Linked DNA regions of Homo sapiens: region 2 is linked to region 1. A link is a contact called in ENCODE Hi-C or POLR2A ChIA-PET data. All regions are on one chromosome and are shown on one strand. The core of a region is the stretch at or near the end of the contact, and the rest is flanking DNA. Distances in the headings are between cores, read along the strand shown. Region 1 overlaps LOC101929380 (a long non-coding RNA gene). Region 2 has its middle 96 kb from the start of MIR4280.

Region 1 (4,859 bases), core at 1,437-3,936:
CTTCTTCCTTAGACCTCTGAAAGATAAAGAAATTCACTATTTGATGTGGCTTAGAACTCTGATCCCTGGTGTTATTTACAAAAACAGGTAATTTGCTGATTTGGATTTTTTAAAGAAATTGCATTAGAATATTTTTTATTTTAATTACTGAGTTTTGGGTGCCCCCTTAAATTTTACACTTGGAGCAAAGGCCTTACTCACTTCACCCTATTCTGACTTTACCAATAAGTAACTGGCTCCAAGTGATTCCTGGTGGCCAGTCACCAGCCTCTGATGGTTCAGTCCTCCTTGCTCCCATCAAGTGCATCAAACTCTCTGTCAGACTAAACTGAGGTCCCTCCAGCCTGCCACGTGTACCCTGTGATACCCAAATCTGCTGTAGTTTCACAATGATAAGCTTATGTTCTGGTACTTTTGCTATGCTTATGTTAAAATCAAATGATAGTGATTTGATTCTTGAAAAATAAATGTACAGTATATGCTTTTAATTCCTGCAGAGATACACTATCTGAAGCAGAACACAGCATGGTGTTAGAAAGCACAGCTCTTGAAAGCAAATTAGGTCTCTGTCATTAACAACCACACTATGATGAGCAAGTTAATTAACTTTAATGAAGCTCAGTTCTATCCACTGTAAAATAAAGATAACACCTACCTTATAGAGTTGTCTGTGAAGATTATATAAATTAGCATAAATAAAGTGTATATCAGGCTAGCTGGCAGGAAAGTATGCTGTGAATGCTAATTCTCTTTCTTCACCTTTCCTGCCTGGTCTCCTCGCCACTTCTCACCAAAATCATTTTTGCAATTTTAGTATTTGTGGATCTAGAATTTTGTCTTGACAAGTGCACTGGACATATTTTCAAACGTTTTGGAAAAAAATAATTATTCTGTCATTGTACTATTAGGTTCAAAGTATAGTTTGTTTTGTATTCTCTTGAACTGTTTGTGGTGTAAAAAGTAAATAATCAGGCTAGAGAGTTCTCAAGTCCAATATGACTTTTTTTTTTTTTTTTTTTTTTTTTTTTTTGACAGAGTCTCGCTCTGTAGCCCAGGCTGGAGTGCAGTGGCGTGATCTCGCTCGCTGCTACCTCCACCTTCCAGCAATTCTCCTGCCTCAGCCTCCCGAGTAGCTGGGATTACAGGCACACAACACCATGCCCAACTAATTTTTGTATTTTTAGTAGAGACAGAGTTTCAACATGTTGCCAGGCTGGTCTTTAACTCCTGACCTCGTGGTCCACCCACCTCAGCCTCGCAAAGTGCTGGGATTACAAGCATGAGCCACCGTGCCCGGCCCCAATATGACTTTAAAAATATATATTTATTGAGCACAGTGGTTTTTCTTTTCAGATTCCCTGAATAATACTGGAACTCTACTTGAGATTTCTAAATTTTAAAGTTAGTAGAGGATGCTGCTGTGTTCAGCACTCTCGCATGACAGTGACCCTGAGGCAAAAGAACTTCCTCCCAGACTCTCTCACCTGCCCCTGTGCTTGCTGCTTAAACAGGTATTGTTCCCATATTTATTTCTCTGTAAGTTAAGACCTTTCCATCATTACCACGTGGGGGAAAAATCACTGACAGAATAAGCTAAAGTACTTTCCAATATGAAAAAACAACTCGATTTAGAAGGTTCATGATAAAGTAGAAGTAAATTATGAAGACTGCTTCTCTGGCTACTACTTTATTCAGACTATAAGGAGATAAGATTTTTTTTAACCTTGTTTTGTGCTAAAACATCTTAAAGAATGCTAGCCCTTAAAACAGACTATCATCTATCATCTATCAATAATGTCTATATTTCAGTGGGAAATACATTCAGAATCTAGTTTGTTCATTGTGATTCATTCCTTAATTAAATGCTATTATCTTTCCAACAACTAATGAAATATGCCCCAAGGCCTGGTGCCATCAGATGCATTTTAGAAAATTACTATTTTATACGAGCACAATTATGCCTATTTTAATTGATGGAGCTGACATTAAATCATCAGAAAAAAAATAGCTCTTTCAAAGGAACTAGTGAAAATGATGTTTGCATTATATTTCTTCAAAAAGTTATAATGTCATCAATTTTCAAATAATATTTTTTTAGTGACATTCATAAGAGACTCAGTTTCCTTCTCTGACCTTGATTTAATCATGTCAGGACAATCTGAGGCATGTCCTCCATGGTTGCACAAGATTTTGTCAAGTGGACAAGAGGTTGGGGCTAGAAGAAATCTTAGAGATCATCTAGTCCAACACCTCACTGAACAGAGAGTGAAAGTTTTAAAGATTCCCTAAAGGCCAAAAAGCCAGGATGAGGAAGATCCAGAGTTAGAGCCCAGGTTTCCTTGTTTCCAGACTAATGCTTATCCCACCTGTCATACTACATGATCATTGCACTGGTCTCCCAAATCTTTCTGTTCACAAACTAATTTATATAAGGAGAATGAGCACATCATGGTCCCCTTCAGAAAAAGTGATAGCTTCAAAGTGGAAAGCTTAAAGAAATGAATTCTAATAAATTAGACAATGTGAGATACAAACATTTGTCGAAATCCCAGACAAGAAGAGAAGCTCTTTTCTCTTTTTCTTGTCCTCTTTAAGAAACAAAAGAAAAATATATCCAAATTCTAAATGTCTTGAGTTTCAGGAAAAATGCTCTATTAATGAGTCAGACTTTCAAAATAATGTTAGCAAAGGAAGTGACCGTCAATGCGTGGGTGAGGCTTTTTTTTTAGAAGTCACACCAAAAACATAGCTCTATATGTGCAGTTCTGAAACATTCTCTCCCTGTCTATTCAGAGCTTCCTCGAATGTGCAGGCTGCCATGGACTAATTTAGCTTCATTTTGCTTTCTGCCCTCTTATTTCATGTATTCTGAGGTTCAGCCCAGGAGCGCTATTATTTTCTTTCAGTAGTCCATGTACCCTAACACTTCTGAGACTTTGATGTTGCTCTTTCATTTGCCTGGAATGTCACTTTAATCCTTCTTCTCCACTTGACAAAATCTTGTGCATCCTTCAAATGCCTGATTTACTACCACCTCCTCCTTAAAGCCTTTGCCAATCTCCTAATTTATAATTAGTGACTACATGCTATAGCACTTTTGTTGCGTCTCTTATAGAAATTAATCCAGTATACCTCATTCTGTAGAACTCTTGACTGTCTTCTCTGCTGTTATTCAGATCTAATTGAGGCCTAGGAAAATATCTGATTTTTATATGTGCTGGGGGCATGTTAAGTATCAGGAATTCCAGAGTAAACACGAAATAGCCTTTGTTTCAAGAAGCTGTCTCTAGCAGGCAACCTTAGATTGTATTCCCCTGTCGAAAGCAGACTGTGACACAGGATTTGGATATAAGTGTTTGGGAAGTGAGGAGTGAGGAAGTGACATAGTAAAGGAAGGAAAGTTGAAAAGGGTACATTAATCAGAAGCAGGCTTCTGCTATGGGCAACTGGGCCCAGTACTGCTGAGGACCCACTGAGAAACTATGGCGGACATGCCTCAGATTGTCCTTCTGAGATGAGGAAGCTGGGCCATAAATCCCTCAATTCTGCCCTCCTAGTTTGAAGGTTGCTCCTGAGAGGATTAATACAAATCACTTCTGGCCTGTCCTATACTCAGGCCAAGCATTTCTCCAAGTATCCAGAGAAGACCCTGAGGCAAAGACACAGGTCCTTGAGGCAGAAAGCTGTTGGCAAGTACTGCAACTGCCCACCCCAGCCACAGCTGACCTTCAGGGTGGGCCAGGAGGCTATAGGCAAAGCAGCAAGGATGCTGGCTACAAGGCCTTACACACTGACTGTTGAGTTTATTTAAACTAACTAAATTTAGTTTAAATAAACCTAGTTGCTACTCTTAACAAAATGTAAATTCTGAGAAAGTACTGAATTTATCCTTTTCTAAGGAATCTGAGGAGGTTTTTTTAGTATATTTTCCTTACTAAACTCTCTCTCTCTATCACTCTCTCTCTCTCTCTCTCTATATATATATATATATTTTATATATATATATAAAATACACACACACACACACACACACACACACACAGTATTTTGTTTTCTGTGAAATACTCAGTCAAGAAAAGATTTTGCTTTCTTGAGGAAATTAGATTTTCCTAATATAGACCACTCTTCAAGAGTAGCTTTAGAAAATGCTACTTGCCAGGAGTGTACTCTTTATTTTCCTTGAGGTTTTTTGGGAGTCTTTTTGTTGGTAGTGGTGTCACAGCAGAGTCTTACTCTGTTGCCCAGGCTGGAGTGCTGTGGTGCTATCCTGGCTCACTGCAACCTCCGCCTCCTGAGTACAAGCGATTTTCCTGCCTCAGCCTCTCAAGTAGCTGGGATTACAGGTGCGTGCCACCATGCCCAGCTAATTTTTGTATTTTTATTAGAGACAGAGTTTGAGCACGTTGGCCAGGCTGATCTCAAACTCCTGACCTCAAGTGATATGCCCCCCTTGGCCTCCCAAAGTGCAGGGATTACAGACGTGAGCCACCGCACTCAGCCTTTCCTTGAGATTTTATCTTTTTCACTTAAAAGTAATATCTGCCAATTATAAAAACATTCTAAAATACACAAGAAAAAATGAAAAATCAGCTAATTCATTGGTCCCACCAAATACTGACCCAGAAATATAACATAGAACAATCCTGTTTGTAGTCCTAAGCATTTGTCCTAATAAGATTATCTAGGCTGGGTGAAGTGGCTCACACTTATAATCCCAGCACTTTGAGAGGTCAAGGTGGGAGGATTGCTTGAGCCCAGGAGTTCAAGACCAGACTGGGCAACATGGCAAGACCCTAGTCACCATAAAAAAATTAGCCAGGCATGGTGGCACACACCTGCGGTCCCAGCTACTAAGTTGG
Region 2 (4,909 bases), core at 2,178-4,677, 170 kb before region 1:
ATTGAGATGCCCCTCCCCACCTAAAAAGAAAATTAAAAATTAGCAGCGCGTGGTGGTTCATGCCTGTCCTCCCAGCTACTCTGGAGGCTAAGGCAAGAGGATCACTTTAGCCCAGGAGTCCAAGTCTGCAGTGAGCTATGATCATGCCACTACACTCTAGCCTGGGTGACAGAGCAAGACTATGTTTCTTAAAAAGAATTATATAAATAAATTCATCCAGAGAACTACCAGTGTGCATGTCTCACACTCTGGGAAACAGTCATCTAGTGATCTCCCTTTTCCTGAACTTCTACAACTTTTGTCACATGTGCATCCCATGCATTCTGCACACAAAATATATCTTTGGTATTTTTTTTATTTTGGTGTTTTTAACTAACCTTAAACACTGCTTAAGAGCTAAGTCAACTAATTTTTTACTATTCCAAACTACTTATTAGGGCATGTTACACATTAAAATGTCCCTCAGTATTTGTTCATGAAGTGGTTGTACACCTAGCTTTCCAACATGCATGGAGGGCACATAAACATATTATTAGTTATGCTTGAAGTAGCCTCATGTTATATTCTGTTTCATAAGCAGATTTATTTTTCAAGGCAGCATATGTTCCAAAAGCCACTAAAATACACATGTTTGCTCAAATAAAGCTGACAATTTGATAGATTTAAGAAATGAATTTTAAGTCTCTACTCCACAGAATTATGACATATACCCCATCCAAATCCCTAGTTTGTTTGAGATTGTGTGTGATTTACTCTACATCTTACATCTACTGGCTGTCTTTCATGGCATTTGACTTATTTGAGTCTTTGCAACCTTTTTTCTGTGAACACATCTTCTGCAGTAATTATATTTTTAAATTTTCCATAATCAATACTATTGAGATATAATTTATATAAAGGAAAAAGTACCAGACAACTAGTATGTAGAACATTTTCGGTACCCAAAAAAAGTTTTTTTCTTAATCTCTTGCTGTCAGTTATCCCACCCTACAAAACCATTGATAATGGGATTGCTGGGTCAAATGGTATTTCTGTCTTTAGGTCTTTGAGGAATCACCACACGGTCTTCCACAATGGTTGAACTAATTTACGCTCCCACCAACAGTGTGTAAGCTTCCTTTTTCTCTGCAACCTCACCAGCATCTGTTACTTTTTGACTTTTTAGTAATACCATCTCACACCAGTCAGTGGCTATCTCATTGTGGTGTTGATTTGCATTTCCCTAATGATCAGTGATGTTGAGCTTTTTCTCGTATGATTTTTGGCAGCATGTATGTCTTCTTTTGAGAAGTGTCTGTTCATGTCATTTGCCCACTTTTTAATGGGATTGTTTGGTTTTTCTCTTGTAAATGTGTTTAAGTTCCTTATAGATGCTGGATATTAGGCCTTTGTCAGATGCATAGTTTGCAAAAATTTTCTCCCATTCTGTAGGTTGTCTGTTTACTCTGTTGATAGTTTCTTTTGCATTGCAGAAGCTCTTTAGTTTAATTAGATCCCGTTTGTCAGTGTTTGCTTTTGTTGCAATTGCTTTTGGCGTCTTTGTCATGAAATCATTGCCCATGCCTATGTCCTGAATGGTATTGCATACGTGGTCATCCAGGCTTTTTATAGATTTTGGGTTTTACATTTAAATCTTTAATCCTTCTTGAGTTAATTTTTGTATATGATGTAAGAAAGGGGTCCAGTTTCAATCTTCTGCCTATGGCTAGCCAGTTATCCCACTTGCAGCAGAAACTGATGGGTATGTGCTTGATCTTTCTTTACTGGAAGAGACTCTCTGTTGTCTCAGGCAGTGGTTTGGTCTGTGAAATGCCCAGTTCCCTGAGTTCCATGCAGGCCCAGGAATGGGGGACAAAGATGAGTAGATCTAGGTCCACAGTGTGTGTGGTGGGGGGTGTGGGATGAGGGTCACCTTGCTGTACCAGCCCCACCTCTATCCTGGGGCTTGTCACTTTCAGTTCAGATGGACACTGTCATTGATCTCGAGGCTGCCATGCAGCTGAGGGTCACGGAAAATACCTGTACCGTTGCTTTCCAACAGATTGGCCTCAGGAAAGACCTTTTCCCTCAGCGCAACATAGATAGCTTTGCAGCTCGTCTGATTAGCATTCCTGCAGCCGCTCCATGTAGAGAGGGAGAAGGGCCCTGCCCACTCTGTAAGCCCAGCCCAGTGGGCACACCACCCATGGGGTTGCAGTGCCCATTATAGCCTTGGAATGGCCATCCACAGGTGCAACTGTACCAACCTCCCATAAGAATAGCCAAGGCTGCCGGGCGCGGTGGCTCATGCTTGTAATTCCAGCACTTTGGGAGGCCGAGGCGGGTGGATCACGAGGTCAGGAGATCGAGACCACGGTGAATCCCCGTCTCTACTAAAAATACAAAAAATTAGCCGAGCGTGGTGGCGGGCGCCTGTAGTCCCAGCTACTCGGAGAGGCTGAGGCAGGAGAATGGCGTTAACCCGGGAGGCGGAGGTTGTAGTGAGCCGAGATCGCGCCACTGCACTCCAGCCTGGGCGACAGAGCGAGACTCCGTCTCAAAAAAGAAAGAAAGAAAAGAAAAAGAAAAGAAAAGAAAAGGAAAGAGAGAGAGAGAGAGAGAGAGAGAGAGAGAGAGAGAGAGAGAGAGAAAAGAAAAGAAAAGAAAAGAAAAGAAAAGAAAAAAGAGAGAATAGCCAAGGCTATGTGTGCAGCAGTGGGTGGGGGAAGCTGGGAGGAGAAGTCCCCCTCTTATATCTGTTTCTGAGCACGGGTGCCACCTGGCCACTGAGATAAAACCATGATCCTCCCATACAGAGCCCAGAGCTGCACCTGCATCTGTGCTGGGAGGTATGAAATCACTTTCAGCTCCCAAGCAAGTAGCTTTAGAGCACAGGAGAGTGCCACCCTAATCTCCTTTGTCCCAAGGGGTGCTTTGTTGTGCTGTACTCTTCCTCCCCCAGGGACAATCTGCTTTAATTGTTAGACCTCCAGGAATTCTGCAGCTCCCCTGAATCCTGTCAGCCTTTTGTGGTTGTCAGAATTGAGCACAGTCTGAGCACATTCTGGTGAATGTCTGTTCAGGATTGAGTGATGCAAAAATAGAAAGCCTAAGACTGCCCGGGCAGGACAGAGTCCCACGATGGGTGGGACCAGTCTCAGCTCAAGTCTGGAGAGAGGGCAAGTAACCCTGCAGGGGTGGGAGCAGGTACACCAAATGCCTGGAGGCAAAAATGCCTGGAGATATAACCAGGCAAGGAGTAGAGAAGCCACCTCTGCACAGGAAGGGAGGGGTGGCCCATGTTCCCAATCCAGTCTGTGGAGAGGGAACCACCTCCCTCCCTCTCCTCAGAACCGGTAGGGCTCACTCCCTCAACTGACTAAGGTGACTAAGGCAGCAGGCTGGGGCACCCAACAATGTCACACACAGACTAGTCCCAGGTCACAAAGCTGTTTCTGGCTGCAAATCTCACTGCCTGGGAGAAACTGCAGCTTCAGCAAGTCTCCTCCCACTTCCGTCCTGTGATGTGAGAGAGCCCAGTTCCAGCTGCAATGGCTGGAGCACACCCCATACTCATTCTGGTCTCCTTCTGCAAACCAAGTACTCCAATCTCTGGCCAGAGACTAAAATGCCTGCAGCAGCCACCACTGCCAGCTTATCAAATAATGACTGACTTAGTATGAGCCCAGATTGAAAACAGAATCTTCCTCTCAGCCCTAGGTCTGGGAAATGCCTGCAGCTTTTTCCAGTGTCCTTTTTCTCTCTCAGTCTCCCAGACTCTCCCCAAGTTAGCTTCAGGGTTTGGGAGAAACAAGTTGCTCTCCCATAGCCTGGGTTACATAAACAGCCAGTGGAAAGGTGAGTGACAGAAGAAAACTCCCCCTCTCACATATCGGGGCTTCACACACTTTCCTCAGCCAAACACTGCCACACAGGCTGCTTGCCTACCTTCTCTTTCCCAAGTGTCTGAAGTATCCTTCACTTTTTTGGTGAATTCTTAATATTTCTTCTTGAATAAATCCTCACAGTGTTAATTTAGATGCACGATTTTGCTATTTCCAAGTAGACAAGGTATGCTAAAAGCCTTTAATCCACCATCTTGGGGTAAAATTCCTGATATTGGCAATTGAGTTCCTTTCAGGTTTTTTTCTTGATAAATATAGGTAAAGACTTACCAATTTCACTTATTTGTCCAGAAACCAAGTTTTGGCTTCATTAATTTTCTCTAATATTTTGCTGCTGTTAATTTCATTGATTCATTCCTTTATTTTTATTGTTTCTTCTTACTTTTGAGTTAATTTGATTTTTGTTTTGTGATTTCTTTTAAATATTTTTTAGGACAACAGAAATTTATGATCTCACAGTTTTGGAGGCTATAAGTCCAAAATAAAGGTGTCAGCAGTGTTGCACTCCCTCTGAAGGTTCTAAAGAAGCATTTTTCTTTGACATCTAATTTCTGATGACTCCTGCAGTCACTCCAATCTCTGCCTTGGTGGTCACATAGCTCTCTTCCTTCTGTATGTCTCCCTGTCTCTGTTTTCAAATATCTTTCTCCTTTCTCTGATAAAGATCCCAGTCTTTGGGTGACATCCTAATCCAGATAACCTCATCTTGAGTTGATAACATCTGCAAAGACCCTATTTGCAGACCTACATTCAGAAGTACCATAAGTTAGGACTTCAACATGTCTTTCATGGACACAATTCAACCCGCCATACTATTAAATAGGGAGGGATTTGACTCAGTTGTAACAGAAACATTATCTATTCACAGAAATCTGGCAGTAGAGTCAGTGGCAGATGTCGACATCTTTTTTTTTTTTTTTTATTTCAGTAGTTTTTTTTTATTTCAGTAGTTTTTTTTTATTTCAGTAGTTTTTTTTTTTTTTGGAAAACAGGTGGTTTTTGGTTACATAGATAAGTTCTTTAGT

The links. A loop is a pair of places that touch in the nucleus more often than their neighbours do. ChIA-PET counts read pairs that join two places held with the same protein, here RNA polymerase II (POLR2A). Pooled maps may share reads with other maps.
Region 2: a loop to region 1 is called in a map with no recorded cell type, with 3 times the contacts of the local background. The contact joins two enhancer-like sites. A Hi-C loop is called at or near these places in 2 of 37 single-sample maps with no recorded cell type and 1 of 50 pooled maps. POLR2A ChIA-PET finds 5 or more read pairs at or near these places in 1 of 52 experiments (activated CD4-positive, alpha-beta memory T cell).

The regions. Positions count from the first base shown.
Region 1 is chr5:87,192,530-87,197,388 of GRCh38, forward strand. All of the region lies in intron 2 of LOC101929380 (a long non-coding RNA gene), which reads left to right. Among named protein-coding and RNA genes, the nearest start is that of LINC01949, 44 kb to the right of the region's middle. Within about 2 kb of position 2,687, at least 4 of the 41 ENCODE cell types and tissues checked have a DNase peak (open chromatin) inside an H3K27ac peak, as active enhancers do.
Region 2 is chr5:87,016,849-87,021,757 of GRCh38, forward strand. No RefSeq gene overlaps it. Among named protein-coding and RNA genes, the nearest start is that of MIR4280, 96 kb to the right of the region's middle. RefSeq lists enhancers at 3,423-3,482, 3,513-3,632. Within about 2 kb of position 3,428, at least 12 of the 41 ENCODE cell types and tissues checked have a DNase peak (open chromatin) inside an H3K27ac peak, as active enhancers do.